Linked DNA regions of Mus musculus: regions 1, 2 and 3 are each linked to region 4. The links are chromatin loops, found by intact Hi-C in ENCODE. Cell type or tissue: left cerebral cortex. All regions are shown on one strand.

Region 1 (8,000 bases), 180 kb after region 4:
CCTCCCCTTATAAAGCAGTCAAGAGGTCGGGCAGGTATTCCTTAGTGTTATTCTGTCTGCATCTCTGTGCAAATTCATTCTCAGAAGGAAATACCCCTTCCATCCCCGCAGATTTCATCTGTGAACACACTTGAAGTCATGGTATACTAAACCACGTATTTTCATTTATACTAGAAATGTCTCAATCAACTCAACTAAATGATTACAGGATTTCTCTCTCTCTTACAGTTTTCCAGACTTGAAGTCAGAACTCTTACAGATAAATAACTACACTCAACTTCATAAATATACTAAGGATGAAACAATTTTTAACAAATTATTGCTGAGAATAATTTTCCTTGGATAGCATGGGTTTTTGTTGTTATCTTATTTGGAATAGAATTTTGTAGATGAAACTATGAACAGCCTCTTGTTGAGTATGAACTAGATTCTTAAGAGTGGATCTGGCAGTATGACTCAGTAAATAATACTTTTAATCTCTGACATCCAGGATTTAGATTTAAAGTAAATGAAATTAACTTCTGATATCAAAGTAATTTCCTCCAAATCAGTCAGGATTACAAGAAGACTTGGGCTGATTTCTTAGATTTGTGTTTGTTGTTTGTTTCTTTATGTTTCAAATAAAATGTCAGAAAGAAAAAAATTTAAAATGCAGCAGGAATGGCGTTCTGGGGTAACCTCATAAAGTCACTGGGGCTCTGTTTTCCTGTCTGTGCAGTGGGAAGATTGATTGACAAGCTCCAGCACACTGGAATGTCATGAACCTAGCTAGAACAATGGACTCAGCTAAGTTTCAAAATCATTAAAGCTGTTTGTCATATACCATCAAGCCACTGTGTACAAACAAGCAGGGTATATCAGAATGTTTCTTAGTGAACTTCAGAAAGGACTTATTTCTCAGTCCTGGACCAGGCCCTGGAATCCACTACAGCACAAAGACATACCAAACGTCTTGCTTTTCTACTTTTGTATGGCTGTATTTCCCAAATGTGCTCTCTCTCTCTCTCTCTCTCTCTCTCTCTCTCTCTCTCTCTCTCTCTCTGTGTGTGTGTGTGTGTGTGTGTGTGTGTGTGTGTGTGTGTGTGTGTGTGTGTATGTATGTTATTTCAGAAACCTTCTTTTGACTCTTGCTTGGGATTTTGGTGTGCTCACATTTTTCATGTTATTTTAACTTTCATTTGTCTTGCATAGTACTAATAAAAGAGATAATAAGATTTTATCACTCTGTAGCCAGAGTGATAAATTAAAACCTTTCATCTCAGTATGGTAAAGGTGGGGGAGAACACTTGGAAAGAGACCCCTGCATCTTCATACATCTTAGCCTACTACACTGGCCATTCTTCCCTTCTCAACAGATACAAATAGACACATGCTCAAAGACATACGACTCCTCAAAGATAGGTAAGAAAAACAATAATAATTCTAAGTTATTATTTTCTATTTTTATTCAAAAATAATGCTATACTGAAGGGGAAAGAAAGAGTCAATATTATTCAAGTTGTCTTTTCTTTTCTTTTCTTTGGGTGTTTATTTGCAAAGAAAAATAAACACCCAGGGTTTGCATATGCTTGAACTCACAGTAGGGACACCTCACCTTGGTCTTCTTCTTTGCTGATTGAATCTTTCACAGGAAAGAACATCAAAATGGACAGTTCCTTTTACAACATTATAAATCTGGGACCTCGCGCATACCTTAAGACAAACCGGAGATTCGCATATCCTTTGTTGCAGCATTACTACAAATACTCCACCTACCAAAAGTTGCATTCTAGTCACCACTATAGCCAGAAGAGATGCAATCAGTTAAAGAAGTCCTGGGAACATGGTGAAATTGTGTTTTGATAACAAGAGGGAATATGTCATCAAAGGTAAAACTTATCTAGGGAATGTGCAGGTTTTTCCTTCACTTGAGCACAGGTCTCCTTCATGCCCAGGAAGGGTTGCCTTACCTAGGGAAGGGGAATAAAAGCAGCCACAGATCTAACCAGTCTTGGAATCTGGATACACTTAGACCTATTGGCTATTTGGCCCACCCTTTCTCTGCCACCTAGTCTGGAATTCACACCTCTTGATGGAACAGACCAGATCGTGCCTGCCTTCAGTTTCTCAAGGACACTGTTATTTGGGCCTGTCACAGCAACCTTCCCAAAGTTAGTTGAGTCCGGGCTGAACTGAGATTGCCTCAGCCACAGTCCAACCGAATTTAGGACAGGGAATCCCCAAAACCCTCCCTAATGCTTCAGCCAGTGTTGGGTCCCCTAGGACACTGCCCTCACGTGGTTCCCGAGAACCGTGAGTGGGGCTCCTACCACAGGCGGGCAAAAGCTTTGGGCGGTGCAGAGGAGGGACGCGTGGTGGCGCCGGCTCGTGGAAGCAGAGAGCTACTCTCTGGTGTTCCCGGCCCGGCGGGGTGAGCCCGCGGGCTTCAGGGAGTGTCAGTGCCTCTGCAGCTCCGGAGAGTACTTCCAGGAAGACACAAATTTGAATGGGGTAGCAACTTGGTATAAATATTATTAGATTTAGTTTTAAATGGGAGAAAAATAACTGGGATCTTATCTACAACTGAGTTCTTTTAAGGTTGTCACAACACCCTTCTGGTCTGGAACTCACACTTAAACTCTTGGTAAAACAAGGAGTGTCCAGAGGCAGAGATGCCATCTCCACCCACCTTTTGGAAAACTCTGCCTACTCGGATATGAACAAACTCTGGGAAACCTCGTCCTGGAACAGCGGAGGTCTTGTCCCTTCCTGGTGCATTGAACCCGCTGCGTGCTGGCATTTAAAACCCACAGAAGCCAGCTGTGTTTATGACTTGTTTAATTTCACAGGGGATGGGGGAGGGATCAGAAACTACAGGACGGGACGTTTGCCTTAAGCGATGGGGGACCAGTGCTTGGCATCTGATCCTACTAGCACAGAACTCCAGGGAACTTGGGCCGCCGCGCAGGGTGGAGAGCCGGGAGGAAAAAGGAGAGGGAGAGAGGAGGGGCAACGATGGAGGGGCTGAGCAGGAGAGAAGGAAACAGGTGAGCTCTCATTGCCTCTTGAAGGAGATTCCAACGTCTTGGTCCCCAGCAGCGCACCACAGTCCCAACTTAGACAGGCACTTACCAGCTTTGCACGGGTCCTTGTAATCTATAGGCTCCGTTTTGTCCTCTTCGTTCCCATCAAAAGTGTAATCATAATCGAGGCCAGCGCAGACCCACAGCACCCGGGAGAAAACAATACCCGAGACCACCAACCACAGGAGCATCCTCGGGGAGAGCGCTTGCAAACCCATCCTCCTCCCCTAGAGGAAAAGGAGGGGACCAGACCCGGAGGGCCGCGTGGATATGCGGGGCTCTAGGGACAGTGTTCTTATCCCGACTGGGAAGCTCCTCGGAAAGACCTGAATGTTCAGGTGTCCGGAGACATGCGGATGTCTTCAGGACGCTAGAGAGGGCAAATGTCTCCCTGTCTCCCCCGGATGCTGGGGAACTTGGCCGGGGGCCCGCGGGTGGGCGGAAGGCAGGTGAGGAGCTCGGCGCAGGGCAGCCGCAGCCAACCCGGCTCGGTCTAGGTCGTCCTTCCAGCGGTCGAACTTCCCGCGATCACGACCGGCCGCGGCGAGAGGCGCACGGCGGGCTCAGCTGCCACCGGAGCTCCGGCTCCCGCGCCGCGCCCCCGCCGCTGTCAGGACCCCGCGGCCGAGAGCGAGCTGCAGCCGCCTGCGCCCGCCGCTGCCACCGCCGCTGCTCGGGGAAGATGAATCCGGTCTGCACATCAGCACATCTGAACTGAAAGGGGAGACCGAGGAAGGGGGTGGGGGATAGGCATTTCTACGCCGCCAGACCTTAAAAGCCTGCCGAAGCTAGGGAAGCTCCCGACTGCCCGGAGAGCAAAGGGGTGTGAGGATTTGGAGTGCCTCTTTCCCCCCCTCTAGGCTGTCTTTTTACCCTCTTCCTAACTTGAAAAAAAAAAAAATCTTCGCAGCATCTAACCCAATCACTCGCATCCTGCTTACTTATTCATACAATCAGGGTCAGGATCCGGGCCACAGCCTCCTCTCTGACTTCGTTTGATAGCCTTATACAAACAAACAGACACGAGCGCGCTGACATTTCCATTTCTATTTTACTAAAGATAAAAAACCGAATGCATTCCGCATTTGCGTCCACGAACAGCAATTAATAGATGAGGTACGTGTCAGTGCAGAGCGCCAGACCGGGGGTGGCGCGAGGGATCGTGACAACTTCGCTGCAAATCTCTCTATCTTGCCCCCACCCCACCCCCAGATAAATAGGCGATGTGTGTTTCTTTCCCTTGCTGCTGTTTAACCTTCCTACCTCAAGAGTGGAAGGAAAAGTATCTGACCTTTCTCTGTTTGGGTAAGAAAACAGGCATCTGTGCAAAGGCAGTCTCCTAACCAACAAAGTTTTACTAAGAACTAGAGAAATTAATTTTTTTTAAAAAAAATCGAGTTCCAGATCGCACCAGCAGGAAACGCTAAGCCCTCGCTGATGGGCTGGAGCTAGGGCTCACGTGGGCGCAGGAAGGGAAGTTGGAATACTCGCCTCGCAAATTTTCTGACAGTTCTGGCGCCCATGCCCAGCGCCTCCTAGTACCCTTCGGCTTCACTTGTTTGATTTCCTCCCTAGGACAGGGTGTAAGAGCCGGCAGCTGGATCAGAGAGGTAAACCACTCCTCAGCCTAGCAGACTCAAGACAAACACAGGTTGTGGGAAATTGGGGAAGGGAAAAAAAAATCAGAGGAAATCTCTGCAAAAAAGCCCCTGGTGTGAGCAATTCCGAGGTTTCCCCACATCTGTAAGTAGTTTCCAAAATAGGTGAGACGACTTCCCCCACCCCCAAGCTTCCGGGAGCCCAGAGAGCTGAGAGCTTTCCTTTTCTAACAATATCTTTTACTGTCACTTTAGCAGGGACTGTCTTCTGGTGCCTTTGTATCTTTATTAGAGGAACCCATCTCTATTCCAAGTAGCCATTTAGGCAAAAGTAAGGAGCCAGGGAGCCATGAATATCGGAATCCTCTGTCTGTCTGTCTGTCTGTCTGTCTGTCTGTCTGTCTGTCTTTGCCTATCTGTCTCTCTTAGGATAGGAAAAAACCACCTTTGGCTTGGAGATGCGACTACTCTATACTTGCTGCAGAAAAGCAAGCAGATAATCTGGACAACATACTGTTTTCTACTTGAAGGAAAAGGGTAGGAGGTAGACTGGAGGTGATTGTTTCTCGCTTGGCAAAGTTGGAGTTTCTTGATGACCACTACAATGATGACCTCTGCCTGTAGATCTTAAACATCTAATCCTGACATACAGAGCAGACCCAGACCGCGGGTTTAAATAGATAAAACATAAAAGAAAAAACAGAAAAAAAAAAAAAAAAAGCTTGCTAAGGAGGTAAAGACACTGCTTTCGAAATTTCTTGCTGAGTCATGATCAACCCAAACAGAAAAGCTGTTTGTATAATTAATGCTGGTGTTGCTCCTGCAGGGCTAAGCAAAAGTGCATCCTACATATAGCCCAGTTCAGAATGAGAAATGCAATTTTTCTTTAGAAGATCTCTGCTCTTGAACTGCTGACTGTGTCTGCATTTCTTACCCTGGACCCACTAAATGCCAGGAAACGTCTAAGACTCTCAGCATCTAAGATGATTTTCTTATATGATTTTTCAAGAATCTGTACCTAGAGCGCACATCCTGGGTAGGGATGGACATGTTTTATCATTTATTGGGAAAGAAAATGGTACCATATGGGGACAGCTGCCTTATTATGAATAGACAGTGATGTCTGCTAGACCTTCCTTACAGATCTGTCACTGCCCAGTTGAAAATGTTTATAAGTTTGAACTAGGGACATAGTTAATAGAGAGCTTGCTTAGCATGTACAATCCCCCGAATGGCTTCTCATGACCACCTAAAACAAATTTACACTTTAGTGGAGGACAGAGAGTTCAAGGCCATCCTCAAGGACATAAGTAGTGTAAAGCCAGCCTGCAATGCATGTGACCCTCTTTCAAAAAATGAAATACATTAAAGAATAAAAGTGTAATATATTTATATCCAGAGAATTGGTGACTACCATACTAGAGCATCAGATTTAAGGTAGAGAAATGTTTATTTATGGTTAAAATGCTTGCCATGAGTATTTGTATGCATCACAACATTCTGGGCCTCATAACCCCAAGAGCTTCAAGTTTTTAAGTTTTTACTTATTTACTTTGTGTGTGTGTGTGTGTGTGTGTGTGTGTGTGTGTGTTGTGTGTTGTGTGTGTATGTGTACGTATGTCTGTGTGTGTGTATGTGTGTGTGTGTCTGTGTGTGTTGTGTGTGTATGTGTGTGTATGTCTGTGTCTGTGTGTGTCTGTGTATGTGTGTGTGTGTATGTGTGTGTGTATGTGTGTGTGTGTGTCTGTGTGTGTGTGTATCTGTGTGTGTGTGTGTGTGTCTGTGTGTGTGTGTGTGTGTGTGTGTGTGTGTGTGTGTGTGTTGTGTGTGGGTAAGCAAGGGAACACCTTCCTGGAGTTGATTCTTGCCTTCCAGGTCTGGCTACCCACCTTGTGGACAGTCCCCTCTACTACTCAATTCCTGCCTTCCCTGGCCCACATGTTTTCTAAATTCTCCTGTCTCTGCCTCCTTCCCTGCTTTAGGAATGCTGAATAAGAGATGTATATCAGCATCCAGCTTAATATGGGTTTGGGGATTAAACTCAGGTTGTCACATGTACATGGAAAAATGCTTTTACTCACTGAAAAACCATCCCAGCCCTGGTTCTCAGATTTTAAATCTTAGACTTAGCTCTATTTGTATAAAATCATCTGGGTTTAAAAGTCTTTTTTTTTTTTTCTATAGTTGAGGGCAGATTTTTGTCCTGAACATGTAAAAAGATCAATTTGGAAAAATAGAACTGTGGTTAAGAAGTTGAATCTGAGCGTGGCTGTAGACATGTGCAGTATCTGAATTCAATCTCTTCAGGAAGATGGAAAAGAGAAATTGATTTCTTCAGGAAAACCTGCTGACACGGCCCTGGCATCCAGCTGGTGGCTGTCCTTGACCACCATGGCAGTACCTGCAATGACACTCAGCCCCTCATGAAAGGAGCAAACTGTGACACCAGAAAAAGGACAAACTTCATAGCAAATCATGATATTTTCTTTGCTACCATAGTAGTTAAATTATAATGTATGTGTAGAGACTGCTAAACCAGATAAGTCTGTTTTATAATCCAGCCAATTAGTCAAGAGCTTTCCTATGACATTAAGTAACATGTGAATATGCTCCCTTCGTGTGTCCTGTGAAAAAGTGATGCACAAAAGAATAATATCATTTAAAATAAGAAAATGGAACATGTCGTTCCTATAAAATACATGTCTGGAAAACTAAATAAACACATTTTTCAAACTTTATTGTAGAGTGAAATGCGGGTTTCCTTCCCACCCTCTCAGCTGAGTTTCATTTTGTTTGTTTTTTGTTTGTGTTTTGTTTTGTTTTTAAACACTTTAGATTGTAGCTAGGGAATTCTATAAATATACAATCCTAGGAAGCTGTCATTGCTGGGGGTCAAAGACAGCCAATATTGGCAATTTTATGTAGCTTCAAGCTTTAGAGGGATGCTTTATGTTATTAGCATTTGTTATTAGCATTTACATTATTAGCCTTATTCTTCTGGATGAAATTTTATATACTTTGGTAAAATACTTTCCTGTGGACTCTGAACCTCTGCGAAATCCAACCTCTACATTTTCTATTATAATACTAAAAAAAAAAAAAAAAAAAAAAAAAAAAAAGAAAACCTGAAAAAAAAAAGAAAACCTGAAAACTATGACTTCAAAACCTTATTTTTTCAATTTGTGTGTAGGAATGTTGTGCTTCATGTATGTCTGTGTGCCATGTGAAAACCAGAAGAGAGAGTCAGATCCCCTGGAACTGGAGGCATTCCCCAGGGCTGCCTGGAATGGAACCAGCATACTCTGAAGAAGCATCAAGATAATTACTCTTAGATAACACT
Region 2 (8,000 bases), 670 kb after region 4:
ACAGCATTTGGGCAGATGTTCATAAAAAAATTACCTAGGCTAGGAAAACAAACTTGACTCTTTATTCATGCTAAAAAAAAAATAAAATAAAATGAATATAAAAAAAAGTCTCATGGAAATTTTCAATCAGTGAATTTAAAGCAGAATCCAGAGTGTTACATCAGAGCCTGTGCGTAAAGGTACCAACTCTGACAGCCTGGCTTTTATTTCAAGGACCTGCAGGGTGGAAGAAAGAGCCAGCTTCTGAAAGTTGACCTTTGACTTTCACACACCATGATGTGCATACACGGAAGCACATGCATGCATGGATAAATAAATAATAAAGGTTTTACAAACAAATCCCGAAGGTACTTCTGCGATGAAATTACTTAAGGTAGGTAGTCTGCTTCATAAGGGGTCTGAGCAACATTAGAGTTTGTAAATTTCCAGAATTTGTGCATTTTCTGCCCCCTGTGGGGCGGCACTCGTCAATGTCCCTGATCTATGAGTCCCTAGGATTCTTTTCCATGAGTTGGCACAGACACTTCCTGTCCCATAACCTTTGTGCCAGATTTCCCATTCACCGGAGCAACCTGTGTATAAGTCATAGAAGCTGGCTCATCTTGAAGGTGTAGGATTTCAAAATGGCCAAAGGAATAACATTGAATGTACCCATTTCTACCACGGAAGAGACACAGATATGCCTTCTTATCTGCTCACCCGAAAAGGACTTTGAAGGACTTTCTAAAAAGTGATCATTTTTTTCAACCAGATTTGCAGATCCGTGCTCCAGATATTCAACCAAAATTTGTTTTCATTTTCAGAACACGTCATATTCTTGCAATAATATCAATTTATCTTTACGTTTGAAACAAGACAACATAACGTTAAACCATGGCTTTCACATAATTTCTTTAAATAATTCAACAAGCCCACAGGAAGACTCTACTAGCAAGCAGAACAAAGGGCTGAGATTGAGCATCAGAATCATACAAGCTGGACTGTCAGGAGTGGCCAGCTTGTTGTGTGGCTTGGCTGGAAGTGAGTGTCCATGTAAGCATTGTCTCCTTATTTTCCAATGACTGTACAAACACTAACCATCGTTTCCGCTTTCCAGGATGAGCCCTGCTGGAACTCTTTATGAATGTCTTAAGGTTTTCACCCTAATACCAAGCCGTTAGCAAATTCATTCCCACCCTGTCATTTACCTTAGTCATGGGCAAGAAATGTTTTCCGAGGACTTAACCCATACACTCCATGTTCTAAGATCAAAGTTTCTCTATTAGCATTTATTTAATCCATTCTCCGTCTTATGTACCACTGGGAAAACTATGCAGGCAAATGAATGCGGGGCTCAGTGACAGAGGCTTACTCAGCCTTCCTGGATTGCATCCTATCACAACAACAACAATAACAATAATAATAATAATAATAATAATAATAATAATAATAATAATAATAATGGAGAGAGGAAAAAGTCGGGAATGGTGGGAAACATCCATAGTCCCAACTTGATGATTCAGAAGCTGAGTGATCAGGAGTTCGAGGCCAGCCTGGACTACAAATTCAAGGCCAATCTAATGAACTAGAAACCCAGGGAGGAAAAAAAGGGGAGGGGGCGGGGAGAGATGAAGGAAGGGAGACTTCTCCTGTCCTGCACTGAGAATTTTTAGCCTGGCTTTTGTGTTTTCCTCGAGAAATCAAAAGCATTCCATACTGATTCCGGCGCTTTAACCAGGCCTTCATTACCAACAGAAAGGCCAGGACCAAATTCTTTCTGAAGAGCATAAACATAACCCAAAAAAGATCCCAAAACATTGCTTAAAATATCTTTTTAATACTAAGCCTTTAATACAAATCAAAACGTGCTTGAACATACTCTGACGGAAAATGCCTAACAAGATGACTGCAGGAGATAAAACGTGATCAATCGTGAACTAGTCATCTCAGAGTGGTTAAAGCACGCGGGGAGGGGTGGGGGTGGGGGGGTACTGTTGTTTTCCCTTAGTAAGGCCATGCATGGTTTCAGAATCTGTATGCCTGTTAGAAACCATCTTTTTCTATCCTGGTAGGAAGATCTACATATATGCACACCACACGACATCTAGATCATCAATATCCTTTTTAAAATTCGCCAGCATCCCCAGAGAGTGCACCTAACGCTCACACAAACACAGAGGAAGGTAGGAAGAGCTGCAGCACCCAATAAGCTGGTCCTTTGGAAATTCTCAAATGATAAAAGCCTCTTTCCTGGCTCCTCTGAGACCTCCTTCCTGGCTCCTCTCCTTCTGCACCTTATTTTTCACTCGTGTCTGAGGGGAAGGTGTTTGCCTTCCTGAGAACTCACAATTTTATTCTGTTTAGAGTTTGACCCATCTGTGACGGTGAGCACCGGGGACTCAGCTCTGGGATTTGCTTGCCTGTTATTCCTGTCCCCGTGCCTCCAGCCCCCCTCTAGCCTATGTTCACAAAAAAAAAAAAAAAAAAAACAAAAAAACAAAAAAAAACGGGTCGGAGATGCGAACGATAGGGAGAGGCTGGTGCTCGTTTCCTTCCCACTTTCCACCTTCCATCCAGGCATCCTCCACCGGGAAGCAACTTGGGGCCCACCTCTCCTTCTTCCCGTCCCCGGAGCCCCTGCAGCGGGCAGAGCACTTACCCGGCTCATGGACCCCGGGGTTGTCAGACAGCTCGATGACCAGGAGCTCCCGGCCCTCGAAGCTGCGCCCCACTGTGTAGATTCTGCTGATGGCGGTGCACTGCAGCCATACGGACACCAGCGCCTCGCGCAGCTCTGGATAGCGGTGGTACTCGAAGGAGATGCCGTCCTCTTGCTGGAGCCGCCGGCGGCGCCTCATGCCAGCCGCTGGCGCCCCGGGCTCCTGGGCTTCAGCCGTCAGCAGCCACCCGCCGGCCACCAGCGCGGCACACAGCGCCAGCAGCACCCGTCCTCCGCGCCCGGCCATCGCGTCCCCGCGAGCTGCACTGCCGGCCTCTTTTGTCTGCCCGGGCCCGGGTGGAGTTGGCGAGCTCAGCACCAGCCTCCTCTCGCCTCACCTTCCACCGCTCAATGAACGGTGCGCTCTGGGGCCACCCAGAGGACAGCGGCGACGCGACGGCTCTGCGCGCTGCACTACCCGCCCCGGGGAGCGGGAGCCAGGAGGCTAGGCACAGGCGAAGCAGCCGCCAGGGATGTTGGGTTTATTTCTTGGTTCAGACCCACGTCAAAAGCCAAATGGCGCCAGGGACCACGCAGGTGGAATGACAGCTAAGACCTTGACTTAGGAAGGCTATTGTTAATGAGAGGGAACCACGACCCAAGATCATCCTTGTAGAAAACACATTCTTGGGTTGTTAACAGGGCCTTTTGATTTCCACCTAGATGCATCAGAATGCGGGGTGGGGGTAAGAAACAACCCGCTGCTTGCCTGGACATCACTGCAATAGTGGAAACTTAAGGGATGCGATTTCATCTACAGCAAGGTCTGGCTAGAAGCCAGAACACTGTGTTTTGATTTAAAGGTGCTTTCTACCAATTTACAGATCCTGCATTTAATTGTATTCAGACACACTCCAAAACCTTTCTAGGGGGAAAAAAAAAAAAGAAATGGGATAAGACGGTGTCCTTTACAAGCAGGACCTATACCACTCATCTTCTGTGATATCCTGGAAAAAAAAAAAAAGACTCTGCTCATGAATTAGACAAAGGATTTCGTTTGGCATTCTGATTCAATCCTGAAATAGAGAAAAATCCGATACAGACAAATGATATATATTGTCATCCCTTTCACAAAGTGACTGCAAACGGATAAAATCATGGGCTTAAATGAGCACCCTTGGGCAGGGCTTGTGTTTTTGGAGCAACATCTGCAGCAGATGTTACTCTACAAAGGTTGCCATTTGGGTGTAACATCAGCACGGATCTGAACACGTGATCATTGAGTATGACCACCAAAAAGAAAGACTGAATGAAGACCAGCTGGGGAATGTTTCATGAGGGACATTTTCCCTCGGATGCCTCTTTCTCTGCTGTCTAATAATACCCTGTCCTGAATAAATCTGTCACCTGGAAAGGAAAGGAATCCAGGTCTATAATAGTTTCATTAGGTTTGTTGTTGGTTTGTTGTTGTTGTTGTTGTTTTAACTGAAGTTTGAAACAGTGGAAGTGCCTTCTCCTACTGACTCCTTGGTCTCAGGAGCAGCTAGAGGACAAAGGGAGTCCAGCTGCTTAGAAAGTGATATTAGCAAGACAACAGGTCGTCATATGGCCTCTGTGGCTCTCAGAAGTCCCCCTGTCTCCGAAAGCTGACCTGTGACAGACATGGCCGCCCACACCTCACCCACCCCATTCCCACCCCTGAGAAATCCTAACCAACCAGAGTGCTATAACTAAGGCACAGAATGTTACCAGCACTGAGTGAAGAAGGCAGGCAAAAATTGTCTGTCACACATTCAGGAACAAACGTAGACCAAAAAGGGGAGCAACTGTAGGCATCCAGCTCATCTTGAGAATTTCACAAATAAAATAAGTATTACTGTCTCGGGGGCTGGAGAAATGGCTTCACAGTAAAGAACACATAATACTCTTGCAGAGTACCTGAGTTCAATTCCAACACTCAGAACCAGAGGATCACAGCTGTCTGCATCTCCAGCTCCAAGGGATCTGATATCTGGCCTCCTTGGACACCCTACATATACAGTAATAATTGGGGGGGACATACACACATCTAAATACAATTTTAAAGGAGCACAAATCAAGTCATGGTAGTACACACCTGTAGTCCCAGCATTCAAGCACCTGAAGCAGGAAGATCTTGAACTTGAGGCAAGCCTGAGCTAAATAGTGTGACTCTCCCTCAAGCAAGTAAATCAAGGTGTATAAATAGACAGGCTGCCAAGGTGCTGGCAGAGAGGTTAGCCTGGAATCAGTGTGTCTACATCTCCCACAGCAGCACAGATGCTTTTCTTAAGACAGGGTCTCATGTAGCCTCGGCTGACGTCAAACTCACTATGTATCTGAGACTAGCCTTGAACTCCTGGTCTCTTTTTTTAAATATATTTTTATTAGGTATTTTCTTCATTTACACTTCAAATGCTATCCCAAAAGTCCCCCATACCCTTCCCCCCACTTCCCTACCCACCCACTTCCACTTCTTGGCCCTGGTGTTCCTCTGTACTGGGGCATATAAAGTTTGCAATACCAAGGGGCCTCTCTTCCCAATGATGGCCGACTAGGCCATCTTCTGCTACATATGCAGCTAGAGACACAAGCTCTGAGGGCACTGGTTAGTTTATATTGTTTTTCCACCTATAGTGTTGCAGGCCCCTTTAGCTTCTTGAGTACTTTCTCTAGCTCCTCCTTTGGGGGCCCTGTGTTCCATCCAATAGCTGACTGTGAGCATCCACTTCTGTTTGCCAGGCACTGGCATAGCCTCACAAGAGACAGCTATATCAGGGTCCTTTCAGCAAAATCTTACTGGTGTATGCAATGGTGTCAGCGTTTGGAGGCTGATTATGGGATGGATCCCCGGGTATGGCAGTCTCTAGATGGTCCATCCTTTTGTCTCAACTCCAAACTTTGTCTCTGTAACTCCTGATCTCTTATCTCAAACCTCCCAAGTGCTAGCTTGTAATATAGTTAGGTGCTGCTTTAACAAGCTACCACAGATTTGGGGAGGGGTGGGGTTTTTTTGGGGGGTGGGAGGCAGCCATCATCCAACTTCCTCCTTAAAGTAGACAGAGCTTTATGAAAAACACCAACAAAAAAACCCCAATGCTTTCCACTCTAACCAGCCTGTGTTTGATTACTTAGTTCAGAAGTCTGAATCCAGAGTTACAATTAGGTTTCTAAAAGCATTTCCAAAAGAGTAACCTTGGGAAACCAGAGAAAAGAAAACAGAGCGGCTAAAACCAATGACTTCAAAAATATAGAGTTAAGAATTTCATGTTAGTAATTTAAGTCAACCTCACTAATTTGTGGCTGGGTTGGGGCATATTGACTAGTAACTGCACACACAAACAATACTCTCTCATTGAAGTCCTAACTTGTTCCATGGCTGACTATTCTTTTAAAATGTCACCTTTAAGGGTCATGAGGTACTTTCTATTTTGTTTTTTACTTTAAAGGAAAAAACGTTGGATTATACTAGCTATGTACTATTACTTGAAAAGTTCTTTGACATCTTAGATGTTTGCGGCCCTAACCTGTAAAAGGAAAAAAAGTTGGTTCGACTATCCATCCTCTAGTATTTGAGTATAAGAGAACCTGGACCATTAGTTCACCAGTTAAGGGCGTGTTGCTCTTCCAGAGAACCCAGGTCAATGCCTAGCATCCACAGGCTTGCTCACAATTGTCTGTAAGAATAGTCTAAGGAGATCTCTTCTGGTCTCTGCCAGTACCAGACAGGTACATGATGTACAGACATACATGTAGGCAGGACAGGTATACAATAATAACAACAACAATAATAACAATAATAATCTTAAATCATTATTTGAAAATGTCAGAAAATTAATAAAATATGTTTTATACACAGGTATTTTCAAGCTTTCATGATTCACAGAGTCTGGGGTGGGTTTCAGGCATTAAGAATAGTCATTCCTGGTTTGGGGGGCTGGAGAGTTGGCACAGAGGGTAAGGGTGTTTCCTATTCCTCCAGAGGACTTGAGTTTGTTTCCCAGCATCTATGTCAAGCAGCATATGATCACTTATCACTTCAGCTCCAGGGAATGTGACATTCTCTCCTGCCTACCTTGGGCACTTGCACCCACATAGCAGACACACACATAAAAAAATTTTTAAGTCTTTTTTTAAAAGAATTTTTTAAATGTTCTTCATTTTAACCAGGAAACCAACCAAGTATGGTAGCAAGTGCCTGTAACTCCAGCACTTAAGAGTGAAGGCAGGAGAACTGGGAGCTACAGCCTAGTCTATATTATAACAAGTTTGAAACCAACCTGGGTTACATGAGACCCTGTCAAATACAAACAAGGCAGGGCAGAGGTTTCTAATTTTAATATTTGACTGCCAAATATGTTGTATTATTTCATTTTCTTGTTACTGTAATGCAATAGTATGTCCAGAAAAGATTTACAGAAGAAAGTTTATTCCACCTTACTGTTCCACAGTGAGAGTCCGTCATAGCAGAGGAGGCACACTGCAGATAGCTGAGGTGGTCAGAGCAGGGAGCTGAGACATCACATGTTCGTCCACATGCAAGAAGCAGAAAGAAAACCAGAAGAGAGGCAAAACTATGAGCTTTCAAACCTCCCTCACACTGCCATACGTCCCCTGGCAAGGTTCTACTTCCCAAAGGTTCCATAGCCCTCCCAGACAGAGCCACCTCCTGGGGACCAAGTGTCCAAAGGCTTGAGACTACGGAGGCATTTCTCTTCCAACCACAACACAAGCTCGAAGAAATAAGGATGCATGTGTTAACATTTGCTAAGGTCTATTTCAAATCCAAACTCCTATGGTCCTGGAAGGTTTCTGTTTGAAATAATTTCCCACAAACCTGAGAGATAACACAAAACGTAGACTAAGGCATTGACCCAAAGAAATTAACATTTCATCTGTGTTTATAAAATAATTTCTGGGTTATTTTACACGTGGGTCAGCTGCATCCATTCTTCTAGGGCAGGCATTAGTCCTCTGTAGCTACACATATGCACTTTTTCATCGTGGCTGTAGAATTCTAAAATATCTCGCATGCCAAGTTTTTAATGCATTTGCATACCCATAGTTAAATTCAACCCGCAGACCCTATTTTAAAATATCTGTACAAACAGGAAGTTGAAAGTGACAGTGTTGCTTTGTGATGTCACCTCTAGATGTCTGTTGTCACACATTTAAATTCTCACAACCCCTACTTTCAGCCTCCCATCTATTCTCATCAAGTACAGAAACTATTTCTTTCTATGTGTGCAGCTTTTATTCTCTTCTTGCCTGTTTACTATTTATCTATCCTGCAGAAGTTCTGTGAGCACGTAGCTCTACATCTGTCCAGCTGTGTGCTGGGGAC
Region 3 (8,000 bases), 910 kb after region 4:
TTCAAGACCAGACTGAATTCTGTACCAAGTCCAAGGCTAGCTTGAATTACCTCACTAAGACACTGCTACAAAAAGGAAACCTAACTGGGGTAAGGGATTCAGTTGGAGGGACAGTTGAAGACAGAACAAAGACAAAGTATAGTGACACAGATGTGCGACGATGCCCTGCTGAGACACCGGATGTTAACCTAAAAATCTCATAAAGGTCAATAAAAGGCTGGTTTTTGAGACAGGGTGTCTATAGCTTTGACTGTCCTGGAACTCTCCATAGAGCAGGGTGGCCTAAAACTCAGAGATGCACTGGTACTCGGGTATCCTGAATGCTGGAACTAAAGGCGTGCACCACCACCGCTCTGTAAGACAGCCTCTTACATCCTTCAGTGGCAAAGTATTTACCTAGCAAGGCCTTGAATTTGGACCCTAGTACCACTTGGTGGGCATGACTGTGGGTGTGGCTTGGTATGAGTACTTGTGGGAGGGGGAAACCTCAAAATCTAAAAGCAGGGGGGCTTGGTGAGTTACTCCCCTCTCCCTGCAGTCTCATTTTTGAAGCTGAAATATGGAAGCTCAGGGTTTTTTCTTTCTTTCTCAGTAGTCAGTTCTAAGGTACTTTACCTTAAATGCCTTATCTGAATGCTCTAGGACCATCATGCCTTTGTAAGAATCCCGTGGGTGGGGAGCTAGAACGTCTCAGACTAAAGTAAGTGATGGAAAGTCTCATGACCTGAAAGGCCCGGAACAGAGTCTGATTTTATTCAGTGTGAGGGCAAAGCCATTTGAGCATTCTGAACAAAGGAACATCATAATTTGATTTTTTTTCTTCTTACAGATCACTCTGACTAATATATAGAAAACAGACTGAGATGAGAATTGAGACTGAAACAAAGAAATTGCTTACAAAGCCATGGAAATACCCAGGAGCATCTGGCATGTGGCTCAGGCGGTGATCTCAGCCCATGGGAGCCAAAGGCAGGAGCTCCAGGCCAGCCTGGGCTGTGAGACAACATGACAAAATAAAGAACAAGCAAACAAATAAACACAACTAGTCCTGGTAACAAGAATAAACATCCTGGAAAAGGGGAAAAGCAAAAGATGGGGTAGAAAATGGGTTTTCTATACATTTTGTGACTAGAGCCAACAGGGCCTATGTGTTGGCTAGGCTCTGGACTAGCTCCAAGTTTTTAGGCCTTCATGGCTGTTTAAAAAGAAAGTTTTTAACTTTTCTGCTTTTCACCAGAAAGTGAAAAGACACCATAAACCCCACTTGTCTCCATTAAAGAACAGGCCTGATTTCCAAAAAACGGCCGTAAGGCACCAGCTCCAGGAACCAACTATAAAATCCAAAACAAGATCATAAACACCCTCCTAAAGAACAGCCTGGGGGTAACGACAAAAATGGGGAAATATCTTATCTCAGAACGGGTCATTTGTGCTGGGCAGCCCTCTCTTATCCTATGGTTAAACATTCATGACAGGAATGCAGACCACTGACCACCTGTGACCCCATAGCACCCACCAATGAAATTTTAGATTTCCTAGTCCCTCTAGAGAGTTTCCCCAGTTCCCTATGTGCCTGCACACATTTGTCAGTAGTCACCATCTCAAAAGATGGTTAACCCCTGCACACTAGTTGTTTCTGCAGAATAAACGCTCTTTGTTTTTGCATACTGAGTCTGAGGTCTCCCTTCAGCGATTTTCAGATTCTTACAAAAGAGAATTTATTTATTTTTTGTTTTTGTTTTTTTTAATATTTTTTATTAGGTATTTTCCTCATTTACATTTCCAATGCTATCCCAAAAGTCCCCCATACCCTCCCCCCTACTCCCCTACCCACCCACTCCCACTTTTTGGCCCTGGCGTTCCCCTGTACTGGGGCATATAAAGTTTTCGTGTCCAATGGGCCTCTCTTTCCAGTGATGGCCGACTCGGCCATCTTTTGATATATATGCAGCTAGAGTCAAGAGCTCCGGGGGACTGGTTAGTTCATAATTTTGTTCCACCTATAGGGTTGCAGATCTCTTTAGCTCCTTGGGTACTTTCTCTAGCTTCTCCATTGGGGGCCGTGTGATCCATCTAATAGCTGACTGTGAGCATCCACTTCTGTGTTTGCTAGGCCCTGGCATAGCCTCACAAGAGACAGCTATATCTGGGTCCTTTCAGCAAAATCTTGCTAGTGAGTGCAATGGTGTCAGCGTTTGGAAGCTGATTATGAGATGGATCCCCCGATATGGCAGTCTCTAGATGATCCATCCACAAAAGAGTATTTATAATTGCACAGTTCATACATTTTTTATTCCCAGGTATTTTGAAACTATATGTTAAATGTGGGTCGACTTAACTTTTTGCAAAAAGATAAAACAAAAAGTTTTTTCTTTAAACAAATTCATTAACACATCTTAATTGATTCTTAGGTACTAAAACTTAAACATTCGGAGCACAACCTAGGTGCTGAATTGCATAGAGAAATGCACGTTGTTGGGCCTCAAATCAAGTCTCCCCTGGGTGTGCTGATCAGGTGTAACCTCACACTTGAAGGCGGAATCTGCAGGAAGAGTAGGAGTTCAAAGTCAACCTCAGGCCAAAAGAGAGAGCTGTATGTCTCTAAGTGAGAGGCAGAGGAAGGCAGATCTTTGTGTTCCAGGCCAGCCTGGTCTACAGAGTGAGTTCCAGGAGAGTCACGGCTACACAGAGAGACCCCCGTCTCAAAAACAAAACAAAACAAAACAAAACAAAACAAAACAAAACAAAACAAAACAAATCAGTCTCAACAACGTGGCGAGTGTAAAGCTAGCAGTGGCTGTGTGAGACACTGTAACACAACAAAACCCCACCCCCAGTGATCTGAAGCAGGGCCCCAGAATTCACATCTCTGACCAGTCACCAGTATTGCGACTGTTGCTCATGTTCCTGCTAGAGCAAAGGTCTTGGAGAAGGAAGTTTGCGGAAGACAGGGCGTCACTGGCGCCGCAGCGGGTCTTGTAGCGCTGCTACAGTGAAGTCAGGATCCAGGGAGCAAAGGTAAGCTTTCTATCCGATGATGATGCGGAGGAATCCCCAGGAAAGAAGGGTAGAAAGGACGGGGCTGGGGAGAAGGTTCACACGCGACGCGCACTTGGTGCTCTTGCAGAGGACTGGTGTTCAGTACCAGTGCCCACACGGCAAGCAGTCACCATCTTCTGTAGCTCCAGTTGTAGGGCACCTGGCCTCTGACCTCTCCGAGCTCCTGTGTGTATGTGATATACATTCCCATTCAGGCACACGTGTACATATTAAAAAGTAGTAGAAACTTGAATTTTTTTTTTGTCAGTTGGAGCAACAGTAACTAGCCAAAGCTTTCCCCTCAAACCATAGAAACTGCAGAAATGTGAGATCCAATCCTAATCTAAATATAAACACCATATTTCAAACACTTGCAAATCACTTCCCTTTCCTTCCTTTTTTAGAAACAGATGACAGAAAATCTTAAATGTTATTTCATAAGTAGATGAAGCAAGAGAGAGTGTTTATAATACTGGAGTTCAAACAACTTTGCTTCGATTCATCTTGTCACTGTTCTCTAGTTATGAGGGGTAAGTATTTGAGAAGCTCATTAGCACGCTAAGGGTGGGGCTGGAGGCACAACTTGCTTCTTTTTTGAGACAGGGTTTCTCTGTGTAGCCCTGTCTGTCCTGGAACTCACTTTGTAGACCAGGCTGGCCTCGAACTCAGAAATCCGCCTGCCTCCGTCTCCCGAGTGCTGGGATCAAAGGTGTGTGCCACCACGCCCAGCTTCACAACTTGCTTAAGTGCGTTTGCTGCCAGTTCAGAGAATGGGAGTTTGGCTCCCAGAACCCACATTGGGCAGATTGCAATTGCCTGCAACTGGCTCCTGGATCCAGGTCTAGGGGACCCAACAACCACTTCTGGATTTATTTTTTTTTTATTTTATGTATATGGATATTTTTTGGATTTCTTTTTTAAATTTTATGTATATGGATATTTTTGCCTGCATGCATGTGCTGTATGTGTGCCTGGTGTCCTCAAAGGTCAGAGAACGTTTGGAATCCCTAGGATTGGAGTTACAGATGCTTGTGAGCTGCTATGTGGGCACTGGGGATGAAACCCAAGTCCTCTGTAAGAGTAGCCAGTGCTCTTAACTGCTGAGCCAGGCCTCCGGTTCCCTTCTTAGCCTTATAGCAGATTGAAGAAGGCTTGAGGCTGTTCGTCAATACTATACCTCCATGTTTATTATGTAGGGATGCTCACATATAAAATCACTGCATCTCTTCCCCTAGAGCAGACTGTGCAACTCCCTAAAATTTGCAATTATTTGAGTATATCCAGTTGAAAGATTGCCATGGGCCAGGCAGTGGTGACACACGCCTTTAATCCCAGCACTTGGGAGGCAGAGGCAGGCAGATATCTGAGTTCGAAGCCAGTCTGGTCTACAGAGTGAATGCCAGGACAGCCAGGGCTACACAGAGAAACCCTGTTTTGTTTTGTTTTGTTTTGTTTTTTTCTGAAAAAAAAAAAGGAAAGAAAGAAAGAAAAAAAAAGAAAAAGAAAAGAGAAGAAAGATGGGGGTGGGGGAGGCTAATACTTAAAGCCTTAAGTGAACCTGTTTTCTGTTGCTTTCCATTCATGCCTTAAAATTGTCAATTATGTAGAGCTGGGAGTTGGTCAGAGGTTCAGGGTACTTGCTGCACTTTCAGAGGATCTGGGTTTGATTCCCAGTACCCACAGGGTGATTCAACTACTGATGACTCCAGCTCCAGGGTAGCTAATGCCCTTTCTGACATCCATGAGTACCAAGCACACACATGGTGCATGCATATACATATATATACATACACACACACACAAACACACACACATGTGCAGGCAAACAACTCACACATAAAATGAATAAATCTAATAAAAATGTCATCTAAGATTTCTTTATAAAGGCAATATTGAAGACAATTTAAAAAGAATGCATGTGCAAAATCATCTCTTCGGCAACGTAGCAACCTTATTCTGTTGTCTCAATCTTGCAATTTTAAAATAATTTCAGAAAGGGCTGAGAAGAAGGCTCTGCTGAGCCTAAGAGAATGTCCTCTTCTCTTCCATAGGGGCCAAGTTTAGCTCCCAGTCCATAGTGAGCAATTTACAGCTGCCTATAACTCCAGATCCAGGGCATCTAAATGCTCTCTTTTGCCCTGTGGGCACCTGTGCACACACAAGGCATAGGCATGTATACACATGTATACATACACATAAATTTAAAAAGTCTTAAAAAGTAAATTTCAGATGAAAACTTTTTCTTCCATCAGAAACACCCACTTTCCTGTGTTCAAAGTACACTGCATACAATAAAATGGCAAGTGTCTGGGTGTAGTGGTGCTTGCCCAAAGTCCCAGAGCTCAGGCGGCAGCAGGCAACTCTCCGTGGGTTCAAGGTCAGTGTGTACAGTGAGTTCCAGGACAGCCAGGGCTCTGTAGGGAGAATTTCTCTCTCTCTCTCTCTCTCTCTCTCTCTCTCTCGCTCGCTCGCTCGCTCGCTCTGTTTTGCCTGGTTTGATGGTATACACCTGTAATTCCAACACTTAGGAGGCTGCAGACGGAGGAGCCACACAAGTTAGAGGCAAGCGTGCATCATACAAAAAGGTTTTTTTTCCAGCTTGGGAGAGTGAGCTTCCGTCTCAAACAAGCAAAGTAGAGATAGCTGGAGAGATAGATCAGTGGTTAAGCGTGCTTTCCAGAAGGCTGGGGTTTAGTTCTCAACATCTATATAGTTGTACACAAACAGCCATGTTTCCAGTTCCCGGGGATTCAAGCATCTCTTCTGGTGTCTCTGTGGACACAGTGTGCCTGGAGAAGAAAACCACTCGCATACATAAGCAATGGCAGATCTTGTGTCAAGGGAGGTGGACAGTGTTTCTGATGATAGTAGCGGAAGTTGTACTCTGACCTACACACACGCACACACACACACACACACACACAGAGAGAGAGAGAGAGAGAGAGAGAGAGAGAGAGAGAGAGAGAGAGAGAGAAACCTGAGAGCTCACATCCAGATCCACAAACAGGAAGCACAGAGAGAGCACACTGGGAATGGTGCTAGTCTTCCGAAACCTCAAAGCCAGCCCCAGTGACACACCCCCTCCAACAAGGCCACACCCCCATCCTTCCCTAACAGTTCCACCAACTGCTGGTCTAGATATCAAACATATGAGCCTATGGGGCATTCTCAGTCAAACCACACCTTCACGTAGGCGGTGGAAAGCCTAGGACGTTGTTCTCACGTGAGCTTACATTTTGCTGGAGCTCTGGCCACAGACAGGGAGCAGATCTCTCTGCATAGGAAGCCCCCAGGAGTAACCTTCATTGTTCGCTGAGTGTAATATCCATTACTGTATCAACGCTTGATATTAGCATGTATGCCATGAATATCAATTCTCTTTTCCTGGTCTTATTAAAGGGAAAGCAAAGTCATCTACACTGTAGTTTTTCAAAGCCACAGGTTTGAAATATTCCTTAATTTTGGTTGTTCACCCTGGCTTCTTGTGTCTGTCCCCTCACTGTAAGACTTACAGTGACTGCTAATGCGGGGCTCAAAAGTCTGGCCTTGGTGACCTAAACATGGTGATATTGGCACCGGTAGTAGGGGTCTCCTCCTTATGTAAGGAGCGTGATGCCCATCTCACTGTATTACCCCGACTGGCCGCTAGCTGCCTCAGTTTCTAAGTATATATTACTCTGTCACATGGAACTCTTACATTTTAAAATTACAACTTTGGGCATGGTAGTGAGGCTGCAATTCCAGCACTTGGCAGAAGGATCATCCGAATTTGAGGCCAGCTTGCTCTGCATAGTGAGTTCCACGCCAGCAAAAAGATGAAAAATTAATTGAATTCTGTCTTTAGACGTTTGGCTCTATTAGTGTCCTATCACCAAGTGCGGCACTAAGTTCTTTTCAAAGTCTAGCTCACTTTGCTTTCTTAGAAGTCACTTTTAAAGCCTCTCAACTATACCACTAAAAGGAATCAGGACCATCATTGTAAGGGCTTAGCCAGAAACTGAAAATTTGATAGCCTACAGCAGCGTTATCTTTGTCGGACTAACATGGGAACAGCGCCACTCAGTGGTGATCATAGGAACTGCACCACTAAAGTCTACGACGTTGCCAGTCACCTCCTCTAATCTCCCACATCATTCACAGTGCCCCAAAACACACAGTGTAAATCACGACCTGCCCTGACTCCATTGCTTGAATCTAGGAAGCAGCTACTGGTGTGGTGTAGGGATGCAGCGCTCAGTAGAGAGCGATGTAAAGAGGTGGAGAAATTGTATCTTCACAGAGCCTGGGAGTTAGTCCCGAGCAGATGGCCTGAGTTCCATCTGGCAACCCAAATAGTGGAGGGAAATAACGGACTCTAGAGGTTGTCCTCTCATCTCCACGTGTGCACTGTAATACTCTCGTGACCCTTCCACCTCACCCCTCCCGTCCACCATAATAAATAAAAAATAATGTTTTTTTTTTTTAAATACAAGAGGAAAGAGAACAGAAACGTATACACACAGGCATGTACACACACACACACACACACATCCATGAAAGTAAAAGTTGAGGGGACAGTAAGGGAACATAAGAAGTTGGGGGGGAGCTAACGGGAGGGTATGGTAGAGCACAGTACATTAGTGCATAAAAATGTCATAATGCAGCGTTATTATATACAATTAATATATGATAAGAAAAGAGTTCTTCTTTTGTAGGGAAGAAATACTTGTGGGGCGGGCCTGAGGGGGTTGGTGACACACACCTACAGTCCCAGTACTTACTGGTGAGGTGGAGGCAGGAGGATCAGAAGGCCAATGCTATCCTTGGCCACATACTTAGTTGGAGTCCAACCTGGCCTACATGAGACCCTGTGTCAACAAAAGTAAAACAACAAATATATTTTGATAAACTATTTGGGGAAGGGGCTACAGCGTCGAGAAACTGCGCAGACAACAAAATGTGAGCTATACACGGATGCAGGA
Region 4 (8,000 bases):
GCCCTGAGAGCGATCCATCATAAAGTAATATATATTGTGAGGCATCTCACTGACTTTTGACTTCTCCTGGTTCTTCAAACTCAAACCAAAATAGTATTAGACACTTTCCCAGAAAAGATAAGTTATATAGTCAAAATATAGTCAATAAATGTCTGAATTTAGATATCAAGCCAAAATATATAAAACCAGTCTTGAAGATGTTAGCAATACTACTCTAAATCAATAGCTTAACAGTGCTTCATAAGCCAAAGCCACATCCACATGTCTGAGAAATTGAAAATCGACTCAGGAAGAGAAACTATGTAGTAGATATCATATTAATTTGCAAAGACATATTTGATTGTTTCCTGGTAGTATAAGATTCCAGAAGGCATCTGGTAATTTGACCTATAAGTGCTTTTACTAGTCCATTCTAATTCAATTGACCTCCACGTGAACATCTTTCTCTGTAAAGGACATGATAGCATAGTCTTGGAGTCTTAAATGTCACCGACAAACCATGAAATCTTTAATACTTGAGAAAAATCATGCAGATAGGCAAATCCACAGATTAAATATGTCTTTCTCCTCTCTCCCTTTCCCTCTCTCCCCCTCCTCCTCCCCTCCCTTTCTCCTTCTCTTCCTTCTCTTCCTCCTTCTCCTCCTCCTTCTCTTCCTCCTCCTCCTCCTTCTCCTCCTTCTCTTCCTTCTCTTCCTCCTCTTCCTCCTCCTTCTCCTCCTCCTTCTCCTCTTCCTTCTTCTTCTTTGACATCATAATATCTTACAGAATATACATTTTTGCACATTTTGTTTCTTTCAACTACTGGATTAAATTAAATTGAACTTGCATTTTAACTAACTGTCAGAGAGAAACAAAGTTCTCTTACTCACAACATCCACATCCACTGTATGGATAGCAGCACTTTGTACAAAGCACAAAACAAAACAAACAAACTACATATCAATAACATTGCAATTGGCAGTTTTAAATTCTTTTGGAACCAAAGTTAACATTGTGTATAGAAAAATAAATTCGCTTAGTTAAATTAAGATATATATTGAGGCCACAAACCTATTGCATTTGTTCTAGAAGGAGGTAAGCAATATAAAAGTGTTTTACACATGTGATGAAGTTAACAGATGTGATCCCAGCTTGGATTTTAGTTTACCTTACACTGTGAGCTCTTAACTTATGGGAATTTTCATTGTATTTTTCCCATAAATCCCTGGCTTGTTTTTCCCCAAAGAATACTAACCCATCATACTGTCTGAGCAAATGCCAAAACAAAATTTTGATCGGAAGTTATATAACAACTAAACTTAATAGAAAGAATGTTGTTTAAGGAGATGTATCCAGCAGATGAAATGCAGACTACTTTATGCAAGGTGATATTTTGCAACAGCACAGAAAAATAAATCCACACAGAAAGTTTCAAGATAATTCATTTAAAAGCCAACATAAATAAATAAGTAAATAATAAATAAATAAATAACTGGAAAGGCAAACATGCAAAGAATAGCAGAAATATAAATCAGAAAAAAAACCTAGAGTGAGGAAGCTGGGATCCTAGTGGCTTTTGTCACTGATATTTATGGCACTTTGGTTGATATTTAAGTTTCAGCTTCAGAGTCCTCATATTTAAAGTAACAGAACCAAATGAATAATACCCAATTTCTATGTTTGCTTTAACACTTGATTGAGGTTAGTTACTGTGATACTTGAATAGATAATAACTAAAACAAGCATGCCATTTCATTTATGTAATTTAAACAACAAGTAGTCCTTACCTACTGCTTCAAGGAGTGATGACATTTGTATTCATTTCTGTCTTAATTCTACAGTTTTAAATGGATAGAACGTTCTATAGAGGGATACATTAGGTTTGGAGGTGGTCAAAATTGGAGTAAATCCATGATTACATACTGGGTTGCAAACATTTGCAAATTAATTAGCCATCTACAATTTCAGTTTCTTCATTTGAAAAATGGAGATGATGCAGCTGATCATCAGTTTGAGCGAATTGATGTAAATTGTTTTCATGATGAGCAACAAGTACTAGAGTACAAGAGTAGAAGTCACAAACTATTCTAGAAGGGCCGTGGGCTTTACAGCTGTCAATAACCTCCAGACTATTTGTGTGTGCATGTATGTGTGCGTGTGTATGTGTGTATGCATGTGTGCATGCATATGTGTGAGTGTGTGTTTCATGTGTGTGCGAATTTATATGTGTAGGCATGTGTACGTGTGCAAGTGTATGTGTTCATGTGTGTGCACATGTGTGCGCATGTGTGTGCATGTGTGTGCATGTGTGTGAATGCATGTGAGCATGTGTGTATTCATTTGTGTGTGTGTATGTGTGTGAATATGTGTGTGGATGTGTGTGCGTGTGTGTATGTGTGTGCATGTGTGTGTAGTGTGTGTATTCATTTGTGTGTGGGTGTATGTATGTGAATATGTGTATGTGCTTATGTGTGTGTGCATGCCTGTGTGGGTATGCATGTGTGTATGTGTGTATATGTGCATGTATGTATTTTAAAACCACCAACTTTGGACTATCAGAAAAATTCTGAAGGTGTAATGGGACACCAATTTTTCCACAGCTTAAGTACCTGCCAAATTAACAGGATTTTACCTAAAATGCCAATTGTCTAGAAAATTAATAGGAAATGTCTGTAGTTTAATTTTTCTAAACAACTGTTAAAAGAAATAATCAACTAACATTAATGTTACTAGTCTAATAATTAATAGTTAAATAATAGTATATAGTCTCAGTCTAGTAATAATAGCTACCACAATTCCTACTTTCTCAGAGTTAATTGTAAATCAATTATGCCGTAAAATAAAAACAGAGAGAGAAAAATACTTTCAATAAAATAGTTAACACGTATAGATTTCTAAAAGAAAATTAAAGAAAACCAAAACAATTGTCAAGAAAATATGACAAATATTGTATTAAATTACTTTGCATATGTAGTACATTGTTCTGTATTACGCATTACTCTTACATTGCTCTGTATAATACTTCAGTATGGCCACGAGGTGTCACTATTAGCTCAATCACTTTTACAAATATCTATGATTACCTTTTTCCCCTAAAATCTGAAAGGAAAAGAGAATATTTCTTAACGTATTTTACAGACCATGTGTTTAAACTGGCCCATGGTATAAATAATTTCACCTTACTTATTTTACCTTTACATATTTATAGTTTTCTTAAATAAACTTTTACATAATAGCAAAAAATCAGGATTAGGGAGAAGATCATGTTACATATCAAAATCAAGTTAAGGGAAATAACAATCCATTGAACAAAGAATAAACCCCCAAACCCTTTACAAAATATGTATTAAGACAAAAGCTAGCTTAAAAAAGAGGCAGCCTAGTAGATGAAATAAAGGTTTTTAATAGCAAGGTATAGCTTCCTATCTGTAAAAGGTAACTTGTCTCTGAAACTAGTAATGTTAGATATAAGATTAATTATACAAATATTTAGAAATGTTTCTACATCCTCAGGTTACACTGATAGGAAATCTAACTGATTTATTGTTATTATTGTTGTTATTATTATTATTATTATTAATTTGTTGCTTTATATTTCTTCCATGAATCCTCAACTTCTGCAAAAGTATCAAAGTAGCCGGAATATCTTCCAAACATTCCATATAACATATTTGAGTGATATTTTGCCAGCTGTGATATTTACTTTTAATTGGCAGCCTGTCACAATGTAGAATCACCTGAAATACAGTCTCAATGGCGGGGGGGTCTAGATCAGGTTGGACCTGGATCTGTCTGTGGGGGATATTTAATTTACATTAATTGATGTGGGGAAATGCAGCTCAGTGTGTTTGCCCTACCCTCTAGACAGGGGATCCTGGCCTGCCTAGCTCTAAAGGAGGCGTGCATGAATCAGCATGTAATAAATTCACTTCTTCTCTCTGTTCTGGAGTAGGAATGTAACGAGCTGTTCAAGTCCCTGCGTTGATGTCCCAGTAATGATGGATTGCAACATGGGACTGTGAGCCAATGTTCTTTCACCCAATGTTGCTTGTTGTCAAGACATTACATCACAGCAGTAGAAGTGTAGCTTGAGGAAATTCTATTAATAAGGCACATCTACATACCCAACACAAAGAGTTACAAAGAGAGGAAAGTACAGTGCTAAGTGCATACACACACACACACATGCATAAGTACATATCTATGTACACACATACACACACATAGTTATAATCATGGAACCTTTAGTTTATACGCTAATTTAAAGATTAATTTTTAAAAAGCGTTTTCTTAGAAGAAAAACATAATTTGCTGACCTGTGGAATGTGTAGCTTGAAAGCCTTTTCTTTGAACAGAGGCATCAGAAATAAACCGAATAAACATTTCATTCCCAGTAGCCATGAGGGGATCTGGTATCTTGCTGCCACATAGTCGGCCAAGTATTGGTGACTTCTCCGTTTCTCCATCAAAAATTTCCAAGTGATCATAAGCACATTCTTGATGTTGTTCAACCTCAAACTCATTGAAGGCCTATTTAAGAAGAAGGAAACTATTTTCTAGCAACAAATCATTGAAAATATTCTCTAGGGGACAAATCAACTATCAATAAAATTTGTTCACAGTAAACATAGGAATTAAGCCAAGGAGCACATAATTGAAGGCTTATGAAAGTCACATGGTGTTGACCTCCTGTAAAAGCATAAAGATAAACACAAGGAGTCAGTGTAGCCGTTAAGCCATCCAGAGATGAATGTATCTGGAGGATATCATCCTTAGTGAGGTAACCCAATCACAAAAGAAGTCATTAGATATGCTCTCAATGATAAGTGGATATTAGCCCAGAAATATAGAACACCCAAGATACAATTTGCAAAACACAAGAAAATCAAGAAGAGGGAAGACCAATGGGTACATACTTCATTCCTCCTTAGAATGGGGAACAAAATACCCATGAAAGGAATTGCAGAGACAAAGTTTGGAGCTAAGACGAAAGGATGGACTATCTAGAGACTACCCCACCTGGGGATCCATCCCATAATCAGCCACCAAACCCAGACACTATTGCATATGTGAGAAAGATTTTGCTGAAGGGACCCTGTTATAGCTGTCTCTTATGAGGCTATGCCAGTGCCTGGCAATTACAGAAGTGGATGCTCACAGTCATCTCTAAGATGGATCACAGGGCCCCCAATGGAGAAACTAGAGAAAGCAACCAAGGAGCTGAAGGGGTCTGCAACCCTATAGTTGGAACAACAATATGAACTAACCAGTACCCCCCCCCCCGAGCTCATATCTCTAGCTGCATATGTAGCAGAAGATGGCTTAATAGGCCAACACTGGAAAGAGAGGCCCCTTGATATTGCAAACTTTATATGCCCCAGTACAGGGGAATTCCAGGGCCAAGAAGTGGGAGTGGGTGGGTAGGGGAGCAGGGCCGAGCGAGGGTATAGGGAACTTTCGGGATAGCATTTGAAATGTATTAAAGAAAAGGTCTAATACAAAATAAATTATTAAAAAAAAAAAGTCACATGGTGTTGACCTCCTGTAAAAGCATAAAGATAAACACAAGGAGTCAGTGTAGCCGTTATGCCATCCAGAGATCAGGTAGCCTTCAAAGGCTGCTTGTTTAAGGTTTGAGCTCAGAGAGACCAAACTGTGCAGTTGTGCAGATTCCAGAAGCAACAGTTCACAGGGAGGCCTTTAGGTCATTAAAGACACGCCAATTCTTTCAGCCTCTCATGTGTTCTTCCTGCCCAGGGGGTGAAGATTATTCCCTTGAATCTTGAACTCCCACCATGAAGTTCTCTGTCACAAGCCAAATAATACAGCCATGGACTCATACTTCAGTAATTATGGGCCAAGATAACCCTTTTCTCTTTATAAATTCATTACCTCTGGTATTTTTTTAAAGTATGGAAAGCTGCTTCATATGAAATGACTAAGCATGGTATTACAATATATTCAATCAGTATAATTATTTTTTAATTTTATAGACTTAGAAAATAATCTTGCAAATAAATCTTTAAAATTACAGTCTAAAAATAAGCAAATGCAAGGTCTATAGGCCAGAGAAAAACTTGTATACAATGAGAAGGGGCATTCAGAATGGGAGCTGTGGAGCTACACATTAAATCTTACATTTTCAGAATTGAAGCTGTATATACACTTAGCCACCATCAAAACTAACAAACAAAACTACCATGGCAGAATTAGAGCTAGAATGATCATTAGTTTCAAATTGTTTTTCATGACTCACATCCATTGCCTGCATTCAGTCCTTCTGAATTTCCTCTTATTTTCCTCCCCATCATTTCACACACGTACACATTTGTTTACATATACACATACTATTGGCTAGAATCAGCATAACAGATTGAATGTTTTCAGGCAATATAAATGTTATAACCATTGTAGGCCAATAAAGGAGAATTTTGACTGTATATAATTTTAGTTGATCTTACAAACCATAGTATTCTAAAACACTAAAATAAACATTATGTTATGGTAGTATATTATAAATTTATTTTTTCTGGTAAATGCTATTCTTACACTAAGGCACCTTGGCAACTTTGCCATGTTTTGCTGTTCTTTGTACCACTTAAAAATATAAGTGTGGACACTTTGCCCTTCTTAGAATTGGGAACAAAACACCCATAGAAGGAGTTACAGAGACAAAGTTTGGAACTGAGACAAAAGGATGGACCATCTAGAGACAGCCATATCCAGGAATTCATCCCATAATCAGCTTCCAAACGCTGACACCATTGCATACACCAGCAAGATTTTGCTGAAAGGACCCAGATATAGCTGTCTCTTGTGAGACTATGCCGGGGCCTAGCAAACACAGAAGTGGATGCTCACAGTCAGCTATTGGATGGATCACAGGGCCCCCAATGGAGGAGCTAGAGAAAGTACCCAAGGAGCTGGGGGGGATCTGCAACCTTATAGGTGGAACAACAATATGAACTAACCAGTACCCTGGAGCTCATGTATCTAGCTGCATATGTATCAGAAGATGGCCTAGTCAGCCATCAGTGGAAAGAGAGGCCCATTGGTCGTGCAAACTTTATATGCCTCAGTACAGGGGAACGTCAGGGTCAAGAAGTGGGAGTGGGTGGGGGAGCATGTGGAGTAATTTTGGGATAGCATTGGAAATGTAAATGAAATAAATACCTAATTAAAAAAAAAGAAACAGAAAAAAAAATATCCTGCTTGAGGCAGAGGGCATAGACAACCAATGACTGGTGCAAACTAAGACTCATCCCATGGGCAAGAATCAATCTCTGACATTAATGATACTGTTATGCTTGCAGACAGGAGTCTAGCATAACTGTCCTCTGAGAACTCTACACAACAGCCTATACAAGGAGATGCAGAGACCCACAGCCAAACATTAGATGGAACTAGGGAATCTTGTAGAAGTGTTGGGGGGGGGATTGAGGACCTGAAAAAGATAGGGACACCACAGGAAGACTAATAGAGTCAACTAACCTGGCCCCTTTGAGGGCTCCCAGAGACTGAATCACCAAAGAGCAGGCACGGGCTGAACCTAGGCTCCCTGCACATATGTAGCGCAAGTGCAGCTTAGTCTTCATGCAAGTCTTCTTACAACTGGCTGGAGGCTGATCCTGAATCTTTTACCTGCCTGTGGTTCCTATTCCCCTAATTGGACCACCTTATCTTGCCTCAGTGGGAGAGGGTGTACCTAGTCATACAGTGACTTGATATGCCAGGGTAGGGTGATATGGGGGGGGGGGGGCGAGGGGATCCCGTTCTCAGAGGAGAAGGGAAGGGGGAATGGGGTAGCTCTGTGAGGGGCACTGCAATGAAAGGAGCTGATATTGGAATGTAAAGTGAATAAGTAAAAACATTAATGAAAAAAATCTCACTTGACCTCTGTAGAAATGTTGTATGTATATCTCACTAAATTGAAACTAAAAATTCACTAGACATATGACACATTAAATCCCCAAGAAAGGTTAACTGTAATGGCATGAAAATATTATTGTCCAAACATTTA

What was found. A loop is a pair of places that touch in the nucleus more often than their neighbours do. Peaks named below come from ENCODE experiments on the same cell type or tissue, not always from the same donor. Only the 100,000 strongest peaks of a DNase experiment are listed, where the experiment ranks them.
Region 1: a loop joins it to region 4, with 2.3 times the contacts of the local background. A loop is called at or near these places in 9 of 42 quality-filtered maps.
Region 2: it touches region 4 in a loop (2.7-fold over the local background); 2 of 42 quality-filtered maps call a loop at or near these places.
Region 3: a loop joins it to region 4, with 4 times the contacts of the local background. A loop is called at or near these places in 7 of 42 quality-filtered maps.

What each region holds. Positions count from the first base shown.
Region 1 is chr8:64,202,104-64,210,103 of GRCm38, forward strand. Tll1 (tolloid-like) reads right to left here and starts at 3,905. Exons shown (of 21, transcript NM_009390.3): 1 at 3,112-3,905. The coding sequence starts at 3,280. In left cerebral cortex, CTCF peaks have their summits at 2,357 and 4,460; DNase peaks (open chromatin) are centred at 2,318, 2,957, 3,132, 3,618 and 6 more places; H3K4me3 peaks cover 2,736 bases; H3K27ac peaks cover 170 bases.
Region 2 is chr8:64,690,005-64,698,004 of GRCm38, forward strand. Cpe (carboxypeptidase E) reads right to left here and starts at 3,105. Exons shown (of 9, transcript NM_013494.4): 1 at 2,639-3,105. The coding sequence starts at 2,945. In left cerebral cortex, a CTCF peak has its summit at 3,087; DNase peaks (open chromatin) are centred at 551, 1,055, 1,782, 2,238 and 1 more place; H3K4me3 peaks cover 3,522 bases; H3K27ac peaks cover 3,574 bases.
Region 3 is chr8:64,934,512-64,942,511 of GRCm38, forward strand. Gm32507 (a long non-coding RNA gene) reads left to right here and starts at 2,888. Exons shown (of 4, transcript XR_379050.2): 1 at 2,888-3,018; 2 at 3,444-3,569; 3 at 7,941-8,000. In left cerebral cortex, a CTCF peak has its summit at 7,098; DNase peaks (open chromatin) are centred at 3,562 and 7,103.
Region 4 is chr8:64,020,766-64,028,765 of GRCm38, forward strand. Tll1 (tolloid-like) reads right to left here. Exons shown (of 21, transcript NM_009390.3): 19 at 4,297-4,510. Among named protein-coding and RNA genes, the nearest start is that of Sgo2b, 73 kb to the left of the region's middle. In left cerebral cortex, a CTCF peak has its summit at 3,009 (motif pointing right); a DNase peak (open chromatin) is centred at 3,030.